Regions from separate parts of the Homo sapiens genome. Here all the other regions are linked to region 2. The links are chromatin loops, found by intact Hi-C in ENCODE. Cell type or tissue: HCT116. All regions are shown on one strand. Each heading gives the region's core, and the rest is flanking DNA. Links, peaks and the distances in the headings are about the cores only. Region 1 overlaps ZFR2 (zinc finger RNA binding protein 2). Region 2 has its middle 15 kb from the start of CREB3L3. Region 3 overlaps ANKRD24 (ankyrin repeat domain 24).

Evidence for each region. Peaks named below come from ENCODE experiments on the same cell type or tissue, not always from the same donor. Only the 100,000 strongest peaks of a DNase experiment are listed, where the experiment ranks them.
Region 1: it touches region 2 in a loop (2.4-fold over the local background); 2 of 110 quality-filtered maps call a loop at or near these places.
Region 3: a loop joins it to region 2, with 8 times the contacts of the local background. A loop is called at or near these places in 27 of 110 quality-filtered maps.

What each region holds. Positions count from the first base shown.
Region 1 is chr19:3,847,806-3,851,805 of GRCh38, forward strand. The region is part of intron 1 of ZFR2 (zinc finger RNA binding protein 2); the gene reads right to left. Among named protein-coding and RNA genes, the nearest start is that of ZFR2, 19 kb to the right of the region's middle. RefSeq lists an enhancer at 1,720-2,221. In HCT116, for the core only: a CTCF peak has its summit at 1,507 (motif pointing left); a DNase peak (open chromatin) is centred at 1,526.
Region 2 is chr19:4,135,190-4,143,000 of GRCh38, forward strand. No RefSeq gene overlaps it. Among named protein-coding and RNA genes, the nearest start is that of CREB3L3, 15 kb to the right of the region's middle. In HCT116, for the core only: CTCF peaks have their summits at 4,716 (motif pointing left) and 5,346 (motif pointing right); DNase peaks (open chromatin) are centred at 4,722 and 5,332; H3K4me3 peaks cover 909 bases; H3K27ac peaks cover 1,138 bases.
Region 3 is chr19:4,196,313-4,204,123 of GRCh38, forward strand. It overlaps ANKRD24 (ankyrin repeat domain 24), which reads left to right. Exons shown (of 22, transcript NM_001393985.1): 3 at 3,371-3,457; 4 at 3,563-3,693; 5 at 3,771-3,859; 6 at 5,714-5,778; 7 at 6,557-6,614. Among named protein-coding and RNA genes, the nearest start is that of ANKRD24, 18 kb to the left of the region's middle. RefSeq lists enhancers at 3,017-3,663, 3,664-4,310. In HCT116, for the core only: a CTCF peak has its summit at 3,780 (motif pointing left); a DNase peak (open chromatin) is centred at 3,789; H3K4me3 peaks cover 832 bases; H3K27me3 peaks cover 324 bases.

The DNA of each region.
Region 1 (4,000 bases), core at 1-4,000, 290 kb before region 2:
CAAGGCACTAAGAGTCAACGGCAAAGAGGCCGGGAGAGCTGATTTAGAATCATCAGGCTCCACTCCTGGAGCCGGGACCACCCTCTCCTGAGACATACAGGAGAGGGGCGGAGTCCAAACCAAGCTGGCCAGAAGACAGGACAGGATGGAGACTGGGAGGACACCCACAGGCCCTCTCTTTGGTTTTGTACAATCTACAGAGCTCAACAAGAGGGTATGATCGGCCCAAGATATAGTGCAGGGGCAGGGAAATCCAAGTACGGTTGCAGCTCTAGAGCCCTTTGGACTGAGACCTGCTGCCTCTTTTGTATAAAAAGCTTTCATGGCTGGGCACAGTGGCTCACGCCTGTAATCCCAGTACTTTGGGAGGCCGAGGCAGGTGGATCACCTGATGTCAGGAGTTCGAGACCAGCCTGGCCAACATGGTGAAACCCCGTCTCTGCTAAAAATGCAAAAATTAGCCAGGCATGGTGGCGGGCGCCCGTAATCCCAGCTACTTGGGAGGCTGAGGCAGGAGGATCGCTTGAATGGGGGAGGTGGAGGTTGCAGTGACCCAAGACTGTGCCATTGCACTCCAGGCTGGGCAATAAGAGCGAAACTCCATCTCGGAAAAAAGCTTTCATGGCCAGGTGTGGTGTCTCACACCTGTAATCCCAGCACTCTGGGAGGCCAAGATGGGAGGATCTCTTGAGCCCAAGAGTTTAAGACCAGCCTGGGCAACATAGCAAGATCCCATCTCTACAAAACAGAAAAATTAGCCAGGCATGGTGGTGCACCTGCAGTCCCAGCTCCTCAGGAGGCTGAGGCAGGAGGATTTCTTGAACCTAGTAGGTTGAGATCACACCACTGCACTCCAGCCTGGGCAACAGAGCAAGACCCCATCTCTTAAAAACACAAAGTGTTAGGCTGGGCGCGGTGGCTCACGCCTGTAATCCCAGCACTTTGGGAGGCTGAGGTGGGCGGATCACGAGGTCAGGAGATCGAGACCATCCTGGCTAACACGGTGAAACCCCGTCTCCACTAAAAATACAAAAAAAAATTAGCCAGGTGTGGTGGCGGGCACCTGTAGTCCCAGCTACTCAGGAGGCTGAGGCAGGAGAATGGCATGAACCCCGGAGGCGGAGCTTGCAGTGAGCCGAGATCACACCACTGCACTCCAGCCTGGACAACAAAGCGAGACTCCGTCTCAAAACAAAACAAAACAAAACAAAACAAAAACCAAACAAACAAAAACACAAAGCGTTCAGTACTAGATAGTAAATCGTGAGTAGCTTTCTGGGGAGGAAGCTCCATTCTTCTCTGGCTTCCCTGGGTCCTGAGACCTTGCCCCTCCAACCTGGAGGCCCAGGCGTGCTGAGCAGCACCAGCAGAGGGCTGTGGGGGCAAGTGAACCTCAGGTGGAAGGCTGAGCAGAGTCCTTCAGCCCAGGACCCCAAGGAAGGAGCAGGAACCTGTGGGGCTTTCTCTATCTGCTCCTGCTGTGCCTCCGCACACAGCTTTGTCTCCACCTGGTGGACACCCCACCTAAGAGGACAGTGGAGGCGGCTGGTTGGTGAACTGGCTCCATGGCAGAGATCAGACAGCCCATGCAGCAGAGGGCAGAGCTTTCCAACTCAGGCCCTTCTGACATTTGGGACAACATTGTTCTCTGGGGTGGGGCCGTTCTGGGCCCTGCAGCGTGCTGAGCAGCGTCCCCAGCCTCCACCCACTCCATGCCAGGAGCTCCCCCAAATCGTGACAATGACAAATGTTCCCAGACCTTGACCAGTTAAGAACTGATGGTCTAGGACAAGCTCAATGCCAGGGCGTAGCCTTGTGCAGGTGGACAGAGCCAAAGGCTGCTTCCTGCCTGGTTCAGCCCATACTCTGGAAGGATCCCCAGGATGTTGTAGGCTGGCCTCTGACTTGGAGTCAGGCTTGAGTCAGCACCATGAAGACAGTGAATGAAAAAGAACACGCTCTTCTTGTAGACAACCCTGAACAGCAATGCTCAGGCACGCTACAGTTTGGAATCCACTGAGCCAGGGCGCAGGGAAAATGGATGTGCGACCAACATGCAGATGGCTGGACGTCCGCTGGCTGAGGGCAGGTCTCAGCATCCCTGCTGGCCTGCAGGGCAACTCCCACTGGTTTCAGTGTTACACCCTGTGAACGTCACAGCTGTGAGCAGACTGAGGACCTGTGAGGGATACAGGGTCAGGGTGACATCAGGCAAGATACCCTTGACCTCGCCGCAGGTCCCCACCCTGTCCCGCCACTCTGCTGTCTGATGGCAGGAATGGAGTGCCTCTCCTACACAGATAACAGAGACGCGGGGGCAGAGGCAGCGAAACCCAGGCACCCTCTGGGAGAAGGAGGGGCATGCCAACTGCTCTGAAGACCCAGGAGGCTCCCCCAGAGGCTGGAAAAGCCCCGGGGAAGGGTGCCTGGGATTTCAAAGAGGAGGGGCTCGCTGAGAGGAGCGTGGGAGAAATGAGGAGTGCTGGTGGGGCGACTGTCCTGGGTGCTGAGGGACAGAGGTTATCAGGGTGAGGGGTGACGGGAGGCAGCTCAGGGCTCTCCAGTGCCAGGTAGAACCTGGGATTTATCCTCAGCCATGAGGAGCCACCTGGGCATCTCATGACAAGCTTTGGCCTGAATTACGTCCCCCTGCCCCCAATTCTTATGTTGAAGCCCTAACCCCCATGTGACTGTATTTGGAGATGAGGCCTTCAGGGAGGGAATGAAGGTTATATGACGTCATCAGGTGGGGACTGATCTGAGCAGAACTGGGGTCCTTATAAGAAAAGGAAGAGGCCGGGCACAGTGGCTCACACCTCTAATCCCAGCACTTTGGGAGGCTGAGGCAGGAGGATCACTTGAGCCCAGGAGTTAGACATCAGCCTGGGCAAGATACTGGGATCCCATCTCTACAGAAAAACAACAACAACAACAACAACAACAACAAAACAAACACACACAAAAAAACCACACTTTGCGCCTGTGGATCCTTGGGAGGCTGAGGTGGGAGGCTCGATTAAGCTCAGGAGATTGAGGCTGCAGTGAGCTGTGATCTCACCACTGCACTGCAACCTGGATGACAGGGCAGTCTTTTCAAAAAAAAAAAAAAAAAAAAAAAGAGACACCAGCAGTGCACATGGACAGAGAAAAAGCCACAGGAGGACACTGTGAGGAGGTGGCCATCTGAAAGCCAAGGAGAGAGCCCTCACCAGAAACCACCCCCTGCTGGCACCTAGATCTCACACTTCTGGCCTCCAGAACAGGGAAAAAATACATTTTGTTTAAGCCTCAGTCTGTGGTATTGTTAGGGAAGCCCCAGCCGACCAAGACAGGTGGAGACGGTTAGAGAGGGGAGCAGTTAGAGGGAAGGCCCATTAAGGACACGAGACACACAGGGGCCAGAACTAGAGGGGGTGATGGACAGGGGGACAGAACACATGCGCCATCATGTCACCGGCAGGAAAGCACAGTCAAAGCCAGCTCTCAGCAGTGTAGGGCTTTACAAACACCTAAAACAGGGCCTGGGAACAGCCAAGAGTAATATGTGTTTGGTGACTGTGACCACACAGTGACCATGACTCAGGAAGGGAACACTTGGCCTGCCTCATCTCAAGTCATTGCTTGTGACCCCAGAAGCCACCAAAACATGCAAATGCATGCACACACACGTGCATGCACACACTGCTGTTCCATTCCACTAAGCATGCTTACACGAGGAAGTAGAGCATGGGCTTTGTCTCCAATGGGGCAGCCCACATCTTCATGGGTCTCACACCCACTCTCAGGGGAGACCATGGCCTGGCAGAGCCCAGAATTTAGGGGAGGAAGGGAGGGGACAGAAGGGTTTTTAAGATGGAGTCAGCTATGTATGGCCAAATGCGGCCTGCCTGTTTTTGTACAGTCCCAAGCTAAGAATGGTTTTTATAATTTTAAGTGACTGGAAAAAGTTAAAAGGGTAATAATACTTCATGGCATGTGCAAAATTACATGAAATTCACAT
Region 2 (7,811 bases), core at 2,279-6,278:
TCCAGCCTGGGACAGACCGGGACTCTGTCTCAAACAAACAAACAAGCAAAAATTAGGCCAGGAGCAGTGGCTCGCCCCTGTAATCCCAGCACTTTGGGAGGCCGAGGCGGGAGGATCATTTGAGGTTAGGAGTTTGAGACCAGCCTGGTCAACATGGTGAAACCTCGTCTCTACTAAAAATAGAAAAATTAGCTGGGAGTGGTGTTGGGCACCTGTAATCCCAGCTACTCGGGAGGCTGAGACGGGAGGATGGTTTGAACCCGGGAGGCGGAGGTTACAGTGAGCGGAGTTAGCGCCATTGCACTCCAGCCTGGGCAACAAGAGTGAAACTCTTAAAAAAAAAAAAAAAGGAATAAGGAAATATTTTCCAGTATTCAGAAATGATTATGTGATTCATCACAGAAGTCATCCACATTTTTGATGACCAAGTGAAGTTCTTTTTTTTTTTTTTTTTAATTTGAGATGGAGTCTCACTCTGTCTCTCAGGCTGGAGCGCAGTGGTGCCATCTCGGCTCACTGCAACTTCTGCCTCCCAGGTTCGAGTGATTCTCCCTGCCTCAGCCTCCCAAGTAGCTGGGATTACAGGCACCTGCCATCACAACCGGTTAATTTTTGTATTTTTTTTTTAGTAGAGACGGGGTTTCACCATGTTGGCCAGGCTTGTCTCGAACTCCTGACCTCAGGTGATCTGCCCGCCTTGGCCTCCCAAAGTGCTGGGATGACAGGCATGAGCCACCACACCCAGCTGGTTTCTAGAGTTTCTTTCTTTTTTTTTTTTTTTTTGAGATGGAGTCTCACTCTGTCGCCAGGCTGGAGTGCAGTGGCGCAATCTCGGCTCACTGCAACCTCCGCCTCCTGGGTTCAAGTGATTCTCCTGCCTCAGCCTCCCGAGTAGCTGGGACTACAGGCACATGCCACCACGCCTGGCTAATTTTTTGTATTTTTAGTAGAGACAGGGTTTCACCATGTTGGCCAGGATGGTCTTGATCTCTTGACCTTGTGATGCACCTGCCTCGGCCTCCTAAAGTGCTGGGATTACAGGAGTGAGCCACTGTGCCCAGCCTAGAGTTGTTTTATGACTTTGTGCCACGTCCTGGCCGATGGATGCTCATGATGACATTTATTTTATCGCTCTGCAATCAAAGATTTGTGCAGATGAATGGGAACTGCGAGAGAACATGGGAAAATGAAAGGGGTTTAATTGCGGGAGGGAAGGAAAACACATAAAATGTATTTTTTCGCTTTCCCATGATTTATTTATTTATTTTTATTATTATTATATTTTGAGATAGAGTCTCGCTCTGTTGCCCAGGCTGGAGTGCAGTGGCATGATCTCGGCTCATTGCAACCTCTGCCTCCTGGGTTCAAGCGATTCTCCTGCCTCAGCCTCCCGAGCAGCTGAGATTACAGGCATGTGCCACCAAACCCGGCTAATCTTTGTATTTTTAGTAGAGATGGGGTTTCGCCATGTTGGCCAGGCTGGTCTCAAACTCCTGACCTCAGGTGATCCGCCCACCTCCACCTCCCAAATTGCTAGGATTACAGGCGTGAGCCACCGCGCCCGGCCTTACCAAGTTCTGATTGAAGTGAAATGCCTGGAAGAAAGATAAAGTTAAAATGAGGTTTTCACAACATGTCGAAATCACTCTGAGCAAAGTTCCAAACCCAAGGTTCTAGAAAGTGCAATGACTTTTTTTTTTTTAAACAGGGGCAATTAAAAATTTCCCAGGCTTAGCAAGATCAAATGGGTGTGTGCAGCGCTCTCTCTGACATGCAATTTATGGAATTATTGATTTGTCAATGTGATCTCTGCACTTCCTGTGAGGAATTTGAGGTCCTGTTTGGAGAATTTGGTAAATAGGGAATCTCGCAGAAACATGGGGTCTTGAGAAACTCATTTCAACCCTCTGAGCCTCAGTTTCCACTTTTCTTTTTTTCTTTTCTTTTCTTTTTTTTTTTTTTTTTGAGACGGAGTCTCACTCTGTCACCCAGGCTGGAGTGCAGTGGTGCAATCTCGGCTCACTGCAAGCTCCGCCTCCCGGGTTCACGCCATTCTTCTGCCTCAGCCTCCCGAGTAGCTGGGACTACAGGCATCCGCCACCACGCCCGGCTAATTTTTTGTGTTTTTAGTAGAGACGGGGTTTCACCATGTTAACCAGGATGGTCTCGATCTCCTGACCTCGTGATCTGCCCACCTCGGCCTCCCAAGTGCTGGGATTACAGGCATGAGCCACCGCGCCCGGCCTTCACTTTTCTTTTTTTAGAAAGACAGGGTGTCTGTCACTCAAATTGGAGTGCAGTGGCATGATCATAGCTCACCACGGCCTCTAATTCCTGGGCTTAAGTGATCCTCTCACCTTAGCCTCCCAAGTAGCTGAGACCACAGGCATGTGCCACCATGCCCTGCTAATTTTTAAACTTTTTGTAGAGACAGGTTTCACTTTGTTTCCCAGGCTGATCTCAAACTCCTGGGCTCAAGCTATCTTGTCACCTTGGCCTCCTAAAGTGCTGAGGTTATAGGCGTGACCTATTATGCTGGCAATAAAATAATTTAAAACAAATTTTTTAGAGACAGGATCTCACCTGGCACCCAGGCTGGAGTGCGGTGGTGCAGTCATAGCTCACCGCAGCTTCCAACTCCTTGGCTCTGGTGATCCTCCCACCTCAAGCCCCTGAGTAGCCTGGACTACGGGCACTTCCCACCATGCCTGGCTAATTTTTAAATTTTTTGTAGAGACAGGGACTCCCTGTGTTGCCTAGGCTGATCTTGAACTCCTGTGCTCAAGCAATCCTCTCACCTCAGCCCCTCAAAGTGCTGGGATTACAGGCGGGAGCCACCATGCCCCGGCCATAAAATCAGTTTTTAACTCAGGCTGTACAACAATAGGCAGTGAGCTGTGGGCTCTAATTTGCCCACCGCAATACAGGCTGTGATTATATTGGGAGGCATTTGGGACATGAAACATGGTCATGTTTGTTTGTTTTGTTTTGTTTTGCTTTTGGCCTTGTTCTTTTTTTGTTTTGTTTTGTTTTGTTTTGTTTTGTTTTTTCAGAGAGTCTCGCTCTGTCACCCAGACTGGAGTGCAGTGGCGAGATCACGGCTCACTGCAAGCTCCGCCTCCTGGGTTCACGCCATTCTCCTGCCTCAGCCTCCCAGGTAGCTGGGACTACAGGCACCTGCCACCACGCCTGGCTAATTTTTTTTTGTATTTTTAGTAGAGACGGGGTTTCACCGTGTTAGCCAGGATGGTTTCAATCTCCTGACCTTGTGATCCGCCCCCCCTCGGCCTCCCAAAGTGCTGGAATTACAGTCGTGAGCCACCGCACCCGGCCAGCCATGTTCTTTATTATCAAACTACTGTGAGTCACTTTTCTTAAGGTTCATTGATTTGACACATTTTTATTGAAACCCTACTAAGTGCCAGGCATTGGATGAGACAAAACCCCTGCCCTCACAGAGTTTACAGTCTGGGGGAGAAATAGGCCACAGATAAGATGCCAGGAAGAGCCACAGAGATGAAAAAAGTGGGGAAGGAGCTTAGGTGCAGTGGTTCATGCCTGTAATCCCAGCACTTTGGGAGGCTGAGGTGGGAGGATCACTTGAGTCCAGGAGTTCCAGGCTAGCCAAGGCAACATAGTGAAACCTTGTCTAAAAATTAAAAATAAAGGCCGGGCATGATGGCTCACGCCTGTAATCCCAGCACTTTGGGAGGCCAAGACAGGCGGATCACCTGAGTCAGAAGTTCGAGATCAGCCTGCCCAACATGGTGAAACCCAGTCTCTACTAAAAGTTACAAAAATTAGCCGGGCGTGGTGGCAGGTGCGTGTAATCTCAGCTACTCGGGAGGCTGAGGCAGGAAAATTGCTTGAACCCAGGAGGCGGAGGTTGCAGTGAGCCAAGATCGCACCACTGGACTCCTGCCTGGGCGACAAGAGCGAAACTCTGTCTCAAGAAAAAAGAAAAAAGAAAAGGGAAGGAAGGGGATAGAACTGTGGAAGCAGAGAGTTGAGGAAAGGTTGGAGTTTTAGTTTTTGTTTTGTTTTTTTTGAGACAATCTTACTCTGTCACTTAGGCTGGAGTGTAGTGGCTCGATCTCGGCTCACTGCAACCTCCACCTCCTGGGCTCAAGTGATTCTCCTGCCTCAGCCTCCCGAGTAGCTGGGACTACAGGTGTGCACCACCACGCCCAGCTAATTTTTGTATTTTTAGTAGAGACAGGGTTTCATCATGTTGCCAAGGCTGGTCTCGAACTCATGAGCTCAAGCAGTCTGCCCACCTCAGCCTCCTAAAGTGCTGGGATGGGAGGCGTGAGCCACTGTGCCTGGCCAAGGTTGCAGTTTTAAGAAGTCTGTTGGGGTGAGTCTCATTGAAAAGGTGACATTTGGGCAGAGGCGGGAGTGTACCCCACAGATATCAGGGAAAGGTTTTGAAGCAGAGGGCACAGCCCATGCAAAGGCCCTGAGGCAGGAGCACGCTTGGTGTTGGAGGAGCAGTAAGGAGGCCTGTGTAGCTATAGCAGAGTGAGCAAGGGGGAGAGAAGGAGGAGGGGAAGATGGGGAGGGGGTAGGGGTAGAGGACAGGGCAGATCATGCAGCACATTGTGGACCATAGGGAGGACTTGGGCATTGACCTCCAAGGAGGTGGGAGCCATAGAAGATTTCCGGCAGAGGAGGGACAGGCTCTGACTCCGGTGCTCACGGGCGCCCTCTGGTGTCTGCTGCAGGGAAGACAAGTTTGCAGGACGAGAATGGGAGCTGAGAAACCAGGGTGGAGGAGAGTGGGCTGGTCCAGGCCGGCTAAGGAGAGGCTGCGCCAGGTAGAAGGATGCATTTTGAACATGGAGCAGACAAGACTTTCCTGGTGTAGAGTTTTGCAGGTATGAGAGAAAAACTCAGGGATAAGAAATTTGGACCTGACCCCTCTGGAAGGATGGTGCTTCTGTTTGTAAAATGGGAACGACAGACCAGGCGCGATGGCTCACACCTGTAATCCCAGCACTTCGGGAGGCCGAGGTGGGCAGATCACCAGAGGTCAAGAGTTCGAGACCAGCCTAGCCAACATGGTGAAACCCCTTCTCTACTAAAAATAGAAAAAAAATAGGTGGGCGTGGTGGCGGACGCCTGTCATCCCAGCTACTCGGGAGGCAGAGGTGGGAGAATTGCTCGAACCTGGGAGGCGGAGTTGAGATGGCACCACTGAACTCCAGCCTGGGCAACAGATCGAGACTCCATCTCAAAAGAAAAAAAAAAAAAAGAAACTTTCCCCATGGCAGAAGAAAGACTGGGAGGTTAGGTAGTTCCGGCTGCAGTAGAGAATGTGAGTTTCTCATAAGATCCTCTAGAGGGAGCCGGGAGCTAGGACGCAGGTCCAGCCTCTTATCCGGAGTCCTCCTCGTATCCCCCATCCCCCAGCAGGATGGGCCTGGGTGGGAAAAGTGGTGGGGTCAGCAGGGGTGGTCTTTGTCTTTGCAACAGGGAAGGCCCTGTCTACCCTTCCAGAGTTGGGGGCTTGGAGGAGAGGGGATGCCAAATTCGCACAGGGGTTAGCAAACTTTTTCCTAAAGAGCCGTATAATAAATACACACACACTAAATAAATATATACACAGTTTAGGCGGGGTGCAGTGGCTCACGCCTGTAATCCCAGCACTTTGGGAGGCCGAGGCGGGGGGATCACTTGAGATCAGGAGTTCGAGACTAGCCTGGACAACATGGCGAAACCCAGTCTCTACTAAAAATACAAAAATTAGCCAGGCATGGTGGCGCGTGCACCTGTAGTTTCAGCTACTTAGGAGGCTGAGGCAGGAGAATCGCTTGAACCCAGGAGGTGGAGGTTGCAGCGAGCTGAGATCGTGCCACTGCACTCCAGCCTGTGCGACAGAGACTCTGTCTCAAAACAAAACAAAACAAAACGAAAAAACACACACACGCACACACACAAAAAACCACCCAGCTTAAACTCTGTCTGTTGCAGCTCCTGAAATCTGCTCTCGCAGTTTGCAAGAGGCCTTAGATAACCTGTACGCAACTGGGCATGGCTGTGTCCTAATACAGTTTTATTTTTAGAGGCTGAAATGAGAATGTCACATAATTTTCTGTGAATGCTACCGCTACCATGAAATAATTCTTTTTTTTTTCTTTTTTTTTTTTTGGAGACGGAGTCTCCCTCTGTTGCCCAGGCTGTAGTGCAATGGTGCAATCTCGGCTCACTGCAACCTCCACCTCCCGAGTTCAAGCGGTTCTCCTGCCTCAGCAAGACTCCATCTCAAAATTAAAAAATAAATAAACATATAAATAAAAGTTGCCTAATCTAGAACCTCCTACAGGCAACAGTAGCTGCCTGGAATTTAACAATGTTGTTTATTTATTTATTTATTTATTTTTTGCTTCTGTTTCAGGCACCAGATACTACATTTCTTTTTAATTTACTCTAGCATTATAATGTTTCCTTTTACAAAAGTTGTTGAGAAGGAGTCTTGCTCTGTTGCCCAGGCAGGAGTGCAGTGGCGGGATCTCGGCTCTCTGCGAGCTCCACCTCCTGGGTTCACACCATTCTCATACCTCAGTCTCCCGAGTAGCTGGGACTACAGGCGCCCGCCACCATGCCCGGCTAATTTTTTGTATTTTTTTTTTTTTTAGTAAAGACAGGGTTTCACTGTGTTAGCCAGGATGGTCTTGATCTCCTGACTTCGTGATCCACCCACCTCCGCCTCCCAAAGTGCTGGCATTACAGGCATGAGCCACCACGCCCGGCCAACCTTCATTTTTTTTCAATAAATTTATTTTAAAAAGAAAACTTTGTAACAGGATAATAAATTGAAACCAATAATGGATACCCAAAATAGAAGGGAACTGTAAAAATACATGCAATGGCCGGGCTGGCGCAGTGGCTCACGTCTGTAATCCCAGCACTTTGGGAGGCTGAGGCAGGTGGATCAACACAGGTCAGGAGTTCAAGAGCAGCCTGGCCAACATGGTGAAACCCCATCTCTACTAAAAATAAGAAAAATTAGCTGGGCACGGTGGCGGGTGCCTGTTGTCCCAGCTACTCGGGAGGCTGAGGCAGGAGAATCGCTTGAACCTGGGAGGTGGAGGTTGTAGTGAGCCGAGATCACGCCACTGCACTCCAGCCTGGGCTACAGGTGAGATTCTGTCTCAAAACAAAACAAAACAAAACAAAACAATAACAATAACAAATAAATAAATGCAATGTTTACTGTTCTTAAGATTATTATTATTTCTTTCCTTCTTTTATTTTTTTGAGACAGTCTGGCTCTGTCGCCCAGGCTGGAGTGCAGTGGTGTGGTCTCAGCTCACTGCAACCTGCACCTCCCAGGTTGGAGCAATTCTCCTGTCTCAGTCTCCTGAGTAGATGGGATTACAGGCGTGCACCACCGCGCCTGGATAATTTTTGTATTTTTAGTAGAGACGGGGTTTTGCAATTTAGGCCAGGCTGGTCTTGAACTCCTAACCTCAGGAATATCCTCCTGCCTTGGCCTCCCAAAGTGCTGGGATTACAGGTGTGAGCCACCACGCCCAGCCTGCCAGGGATTAAACATTAACGTCAATATTTGAGCTGGCAGGGGCTTTATATTACCTTCACATCTATCCCCACATTTCATAGACCAAGAAACAGTCTGGGAGAGAAGCAACTCTCTGGCATCACAAGTTTGCTGCTGAGCTAGGGATAGGACTCTCTTTCTCTCTCTTTTGAGACAGGGTCTTGCTCTGTCACCCAGGCTGGACTGCAGTGGTGCCATTATATACCACTGCAGCCTCAACCTCCTGGGCTCAAGCAATCCTCCTGCCTTG
Region 3 (7,811 bases), core at 1,787-5,786, 61 kb after region 2:
ATTCTGGCTCTGGAAGACCTCGGTTTTGTTGTTGTTGTTGTTGTTTTAGTTTGTTTGTTTTTGTTGTTGTTTATTTGTTTTGCAGTGGAGTCTCGCTCTGTCACCCAGGCTGGAGTGCAGTGACGCGATCTCGGCTTACTGCAACCTCTGCCTCCAGGGTTCAAGCGATTCTCCTGCCTCACTTCCTGAGTAGCTGAGATTACAGGCGCCCGCTACCACACCTGGCTAATTTTTGCATTTTTAGTAGAGACGAAGTTTCACTATGTTGGCCAAGCTGTTCTCGAACTCCTGACCTCAGGTGATCTGCCCGCCTCGGCCTCCCAAAGTTTTGGGATTACAGGCGTGAGCCACCGCGCCTGGCCTCCAGGGCTCCTTCTAAAATGCCAATTACCTGCAAGGGTCTTGGCTGTGCCCCAGAGTCTCCAGGCCTGCGAATGCTGCGTGGCATCCAGTGGGCGCTCAATAAATGCTTACTGCTTGAAGGAGCATCTCCCCCAAGTGTTCATCTGATGCATGTTTGTGGAGCACCTGCCATGGGCCAGGCACTGGGGACGCTACAGTGACAGAAAGGAACCCAAGGCCCCTCCTCTACCGGAGGAGCCGTGGGTCCCAGGAGTGGCGGAAATTGACCGGAAATGGCTAGAGAATGTCAGAGCTGCGCCGGGACCAGCTAGCTCTTTCTGTGAGGAACGAGTCACAGTTTTATGGTGCGCTTACTGTATGCTAGGCACTGGTCGACTGAGTGCTGCCAGGTAGTACCTTGGCATCCTCCCGGTAACCCTCCGCAGTAGGAACTATTTATTATGAAACCCATTTTACGGAGGAGGAAGGAGAAGTCCAAAATAGGTAAGTCTGTTGGCCCTGTCATATAGGTAGGAAAGGCTGGGGCAGGGGCGGGGTGCTGGATTCAAATTCAGGTGTGTAGGATTGCAGCTCCCCAGTGGCGAATGAATGAATGAATGAACGAATGACTGATTGAATGAATGAATGGATGAGGCAATGAGTGAATGAATGAACGAATGGGCGTGCCAATGAATGAGCAAATGAGTGTGGGAATGAATGAATGAATGAATGGTGCGGGAATGAACAAATGAATGAATGGGTGGTGAACAAATGAATGGGTGAGTGAACTAATGAATGGATGAATGGGTGAGCCAACAAATGGATGAACAAATGAGTGAGTTAATGAATGCAGGAATGAGTGAATGCAGGAAGGAATGGTGTGGGAATGAATAAGTGAATGGGTCATATAAGAATGAATGAATGAACAAATGGGTGAGACCAATGAATGAATGAAAGAGTGAGCAAATAAATGGGTGAACGAATGAACGAGTAAATGAACGAATGAATGAATGAATGAATGGGTGAGCCCGTGAATGGGTGAACAAATGAATGAGTGAATGAATGAAAGGGTGAGCGAATAAACAAATGGGTGAAGGAATGAACGAGTGAATGAACGAATGAACAAGCGAATGAATGAATAAGTGAATGAACGAATGGGTGAGTGAATTAATGCATGAAAGGGTGAGCGAATAAACAAATGAGTGAAGGAATGAACGAGTGGGTGAACGAATGAACGAGTGAGTGAATGAATGAACGAGTGAATGAACGAATGGGTGAGTGAACGAATGAATGAATGGGCGGGCCGGTGAATGAATGAACGAATGGGCGAACGAATGAATGAGTGAATGAATGAAAGTGTGAGTGGCGAGAGCCCTGCCGGCCGCGTGGAGGTGCGAGGCTGCGGACGTCGCGGGCCCGGAGGCACCTGCGCGCCCTTGGCCGACTCGGAGGAGGTGGAGATGGACGCCCGCGGGTCCCCTGGAGATGCAGCCGGCGGCCTGCGCTGGTGAGGGAGCCGGGCCCCCGGCGCCGCGTCCTCCTCATCCTCCAGGCGACAAGGTCAGGAGGGGCCGGGGCGGCGCCCCTTCCCTCAGCCCCCAGCCCCCAGCCCCCTACCTGGGTCTTCCCATTCCATCCCGTGGGGGAGGGGGCTGGCGAGGAGGGCAAGGGGGAGGGGGCGGCACCAGGGAGGGCGGGACCGGGCGGGCGGGCGGGGCGGGGAGCTCCGGCAGCGCCCAGCCCCGCCCTCCGGCCGCTCCCCGCGGTCCCTCCAGACCCTCTGGCCGCCGCCTCCTCTTGGAACCCCGTGCGCCCCCCGCGCCCCGCGCCCCGGACGCCATGAAGCAGCTGTGTCTGTGCGCAGCCGCCTCCTTCGCGGTAGGGCCCGGGGAGGGGGCGCAGGAGCGGGCGGGGCGCGGGTACCTCCTCTCCCCTCCCTTCCCCGTCCCCGGCTGACCTGGACCACCCCCCCATTCCAGACCCGGGAAAGATGGTCGGCGGCGGGGGGTGGGGGGGAACAGAGGTTGGGGCAGCTTTTGGGGGAATGGAAGAGACATTTGGGGAGACATGTGGACACGTTTTGGAAGACTCTTTGAAACAAATGGGGACATTTAGGAACATTTAGAGGGCATTGGGGGGTGCAGTTTTGGGAAAACATTTTGGAGACAGATGGGGTCATTGAGGGGACAACTTGGAAGCTATTTTGGGAGAGCCGATTTTGCGAAGAGGTAATGATTTGGAGAACAGTTTGGGAGAACATTTGAGGGATGTTTTTGGAGGATATTTTTGGGACATGACGGTATCATTGGGAAGGATGGTTTTACAGAACACTTCAGGAATTTGGGGGAGACATTTCGTAATGCATTTCAGGCTATAGTGTTGAGGGGAGAAGCCTCGGGATGTTTAGGGGACAGTGGTGGCATTTCAGGGCAGTTGTGGATAAACAGGGCAGAGGATGGTCCTGAGAGGCATTTAAAGGGGACTTTTAGGGGTTCAGATGGGACTTTGGAGGGTAGTTTGGAAAAGACTCATGGATCCATTTGCTGGGGGCGATGTTGCAGGGGTGGCTTTCACTAAGGGATGAATTGGGGGACAACTTTTTTTATTGTACAGAGTGGGTCTTGCTGTGTTGCCTAGGCTGGTCTCAAAATTCCTGGGCTCAAATGATCCTCCCACCTCAGCCTCCCAAGCAGCTACAGGCATGAGCCACCATGCCCCGCTGATGATTTTTATTTTTTGTAGAGACGGGGTCCTACTATGGTGCCCAGGTTTGTCTCAAACTCCTAGGCTCAAGCGATCCTCCCACCTTGGCCTCCCCAGATGCTGGGACTACAGGCGTGAGCCTCCATGCTCAGCCCAGGGGACAACGTTTTGGAAATAGATGCCAGGGGGCTGCTCAGGGGATGATGCTGGTGGTGGGCTTTTGTTGGACAACTGGGGTGATGGGCCTGGGGGCAGATGCTGGGGGTCGCAGGCTTGGGGGACACTGTCTGAGGACCCCCTCGCCCAGGACCACCTCCCCCTGCAGCTGCGGCTCAGCCCCACTGACCTTGGCTCCTGCCCGCCCTGCGGCCCCTGCCCCATCCCGAAGCCGGCAGCCAGAGGCAGGCGCCAGGCAAGTGCCCAGGGGCAGGTGGTGAGAGCCCGGAGCCCCTGTCGGGGGCGTGGGGAGGGGACAGCAGCCAACACTGCCCCACGCACTTCTGGGCGTGCCCTGCAGAGTCAAGACTGGGGCAAGAGTGACGAGAGGCTGCTACAAGCCGTGGAAAACAACGATGCACCTCGGGTGGCCGCCCTCATCGCCCGCAAGGGGCTGGTGCCCACGAAGCTAGACCCCGAGGGCAAGTCCGCGTGAGTGCCCGCGACCCGGGAGTGAGATGGCTGAGGGGTGGCAACCTTGCGGCTGAACCCTTGTCTCTCACCTCCAGGTTCCACCTGGCGGCCATGCGGGGTGCGGCCAGCTGTCTGGAGGTGATGATAGCTCATGGCAGCAATGTCATGAGCGCGGACGGGGCAGGTACTGCCAGCTGGGCCCCGGGGAGGGAGGAGGAACTAAGCCCAGGTGCCCAGCCTGAGGGTCCAGCCAGACCCTGCTCCCAGGTCTCAATGTTCCCCGCTGAAAAAAGGGGAGGCTCCCTCTGGTGCTCCTCCCCTGCCCCCAGGGAGACACACAGGGGCATGTTAGGATGGGGTGGCCAAAGATAGAGACTGTGGCTGGCACCGAGCAAAGCCAGTGGACAGCTTGTGGATGGGGAGTGACTAGGATTCAGGTATTGGTTCAGTTGGATGGGGAAGTAGCTGGCATGGGGAAGTAGCTGGGGCTTGGGGGATAGCTGCAAAGTTTCTGGGGTTTTGTTGTTTTGTTTTTCTTTTTTGGGGGGAGGGACAGGGTCTCCCTCTGTCACCCAGGCTTGAGTGCAGTGGCCATGATCTCAGCTCACTGCAGTCTCCATTTCCTGGGCTCAAGGGATCCCCTCCAACCTCAGCCTCCCAAGTAGCTAGGACTATAGGCGCACACCACCATGCCCAGTTAATTTTTCTATTCTTAGTAGGGATGGGGTCTCCCTGTGTTGCCCAGGCCGGTCTTGAACTCCTGGGCTCTAAGTGATCCTTCCACCTCAGACTCCCAAAGTGCTGAGATTATAGGTGTGAGCCACCATGCCAAGCCTGGGGAAGTTTCTAGAAAGTGACTGAGGCAGAGGAAGAACTGGGGCTTGGGAGATAACTGGGACCATTGGACGAACTAAGCTTTGAGGTGCATCTGGGATATAGGAGTATCCGAGATAAAGGAAGTGACTGAAGGGAACTGCTTGGAGTTTGGAGGAGGAACTGGATTCATGGGAGTAGCTGAGCTTGCAAAGTATCTGGGGCAAGAGAATAACAAGTAGAGTTTGGGGATATCTGAGGTATATGGGATAGCTGGGATCTAGGAGTAGCTGGAGCTGTGGGAGTAGCTTGAGCTCTTGGAGTAGCTGGGTTACGAGGAGAACTTGTATGTATGTATGACTTAACTGGAGACCTGGGGGGAATAACTGAGATAAAAATGTGTGGCCAAAAGGAGTAGTTGGGGCTCAGGAGGCAACTAGGCATGGGGACACAGTCAAATCTGAAGCTTTAGGGTCACAGGCATGGTGGGCAGGGAATATGGAATAGCTGGGGATTCATGGAGCATCAGACAGGGACAGAGTTGGCATTTGGAAGAGGAAGGGTATATGGATTGGCAAGAACATATACAGCAACTGTGGGTTGTGAAGGGCAGAGCTGAAACTTTGGTGTAGTGGACCCTGTAGAGTATCTGGGGACATGGGGAGTAGCTGAGGCAATAGGGCTTGAGGAATAGGTGGGTGTGGACAGTCGCTGAGATGGGATTGTCTGGAATACAGACTAGCCATGGCTTAGAGAGTCTCTGGGTACAGGGAATAGCATGGTTTTGAGAAGTACCTGATGGCCGGGCACCATGGCTCATGTCTGTTAATTCCAGCACTTTGGGAGGCTGAGGTGGGAGGATCGCACGAGCCAAGGAGTTCAAGACGAGCTTGGGCAACATAGCAAGACTCCTGTCTCTACAGAAAATACAAATAAATTAGCCAGACATGGTGGCACTTGCTTGTAGTCCCAGCTACTCGGAAGGCTGAGACAGGAGGATCGCTTGAGCCTAGGTGTTCAAGCCTACAGTGAGCTATGATCACACTGCACTCTAGCCTGGGCCACAGAGCAAGATCCTTTCTGCAGGGAAAAAAGGAGAGAAATACTAGGGTTTACGGACTTTGCTAGACTCAGAAACTCATCACAAGTAGTTGACATGGCTTGGGGAGCAGCTGGGAGCTACTTGAATAGCTGGAGCTCCAGTAAATCTTCTTTCCTTCCCCAGGTTACAATGCCCTCCACCTGGCCGCCAAATACGGGCACCCACAGTGCTTGAAGCAACTACTGCAGGTCATTTACTGTCTTATCTCAGCTACTCCCTTGGCCCCTACTACTCCTGAGTTCCAGCAATTCCTTGAACCCCCAGATGCTCTATGAATCCTAGATATTCCTTGGCCCCTTTTACTCCAGAACCCTAGCTACTCCCTGGATAACCAGGTACTCTCAGACCATCCACATGCTTCTCCTATTTAAGATGTACTCCCAAGCCAGGCGCGGTGGCTCACGCCTGTAATCCCAGCACTTTGGGAGGCTGAGGTCGGTGAAATCGCCTGAGGTCAGGAGTTCGAGACCAGCCTGGCCAACACAGTGAAACCCCGTCTCTACTAAAAATACAAAAAATTAGCTGGGAGCGGTGGTGTGTGCCTGTAATCTCAGCTACTAGGGAGGCTGAGGCAGGAGAATCCCTTGAACTTGGGAGGCGGAGGTTGCAGTGAGCCGAGATCATGCCATTGCACTCCAGCCTGGGCAACAAGAGCGAAACACCATCTAAAATATATATATATACTCCCAATGCCAGGTATTTCCTGAGCTCTGTTTCTCCCCAAGCCCTGGGTCCTTCCTTAGCCCCAGACACTCCCAGAGTTCCCAGCCACTCCTCAAATTCTCAGCTGCTTCTCAGCTCTCAGCTATTTTCTTTTCTCACCAATTTTCATGAAAATGGAGTCCCTTGGGGGCCACGGAAGGGTGAGGCTGAAGTATAGCAGAGCCCAGGGTAGGGAAGGCAGTCCTAGAGAAATCAGGCAGCAAGAAGGATGGCTCCGCCTCAAAGGACTCGCCCCATCCCCAGGCTTCCTGCGTGGTGGACGTCGTGGACAGCAGCGGGTGGACTGCCCTACACCATGCAGGTGGGTGCAGCCCAGCCCTGCCCTGACCCCGAAGCCCAGAGGGTGCTAGACTTGGGGGTTATTCTGCCCAGGGCCCTAGGGACCTGACCTGCTGTGAAGCTTCCTGTCTCCTCCTTTCTTTCTTTCTTTTTTTTTTTTTGAGACGGAGTCTCACTCTGTTGCCCAGGCTGGAGTGCAGTGGCAAGATCTCAGCTCACTGTAACATCCATCTCCCAGGTTCAAGCAATTTTCCTGCCTCAGCCTCCCGAGTAGCTGGGACTAGAGGCACCTGCCACCACACCTGGCTGATGTTTTGTATTTTTAGTAAAGACGGGGTTTCACCATGGTGGCCAGGATGGTCTCGAACTCCTGACCTCAGGTGATCCACCCGCCTTGGCCTCCCAAAGTGCTGGGATTACAGGCGTGAGCCACCGCTCCTGGCCTTCCTTTTCTTTTTATGAGATAGGGTCTTGCTCTGTTGCCCAGGCTGAAGTACAGTGGGGCAATCATGGCTCACTGCATCCTTGACCTCCCGGGTTCAAACGATCCTCCTGCCTCAGACTCCCAAGTAGCTGGGACCACAGGCGTGCACCACCATGCCTGGCTAATATTTTAAATTTATTTGTAGATACAGGATCTTGCTATGTTGCCCAGGCTGATCTCAAACTCCTGGGCTCAAATGATCCTCCCACCTCGGCCACTCAAAGTGCTGGAATTACAGGCGTGAGCCACCTCACCTAGCCTCCTCCTTTTTTTCTTGACATAGAATCTCCCTCTGTCGCCCAGGGTGGAGTGCAATGGCGCAATCTTGGCTCACTGCAACCTCCACCTCCCAGGTTCAAGCAATTCTCCTGCCTTAGCCTCCTGAGTAGCTGGGACTACAGACCTATGCCACAACACCCACCTAAAATTTTTTTGTATTTTTAGTAGAGATGGGGTTTCACCATGTTGGCCAGGCTCATCTCGAACTCCTGACCTCAGGTGATCTGCCCGCCTCGGCCTCCCAAAGTGCTGGGATTACAGGCGTGAGCCACCGTGCCGGCCCTTCTCCCTTTTTTTTTTTTTTTTTTTTTTTTGAGGTGGAGTCTCGCTCTGTCACCCAGGCTGGAGTGCAGTGGCGTGATCTCGGCTCACTGCAAGCTCCGCCTCCCGGGTCCACGCCATTCTCCTGCCTCAGCCTCCCGAGTAGCGGGGACTACAGGCGCCTGCCACCATGCC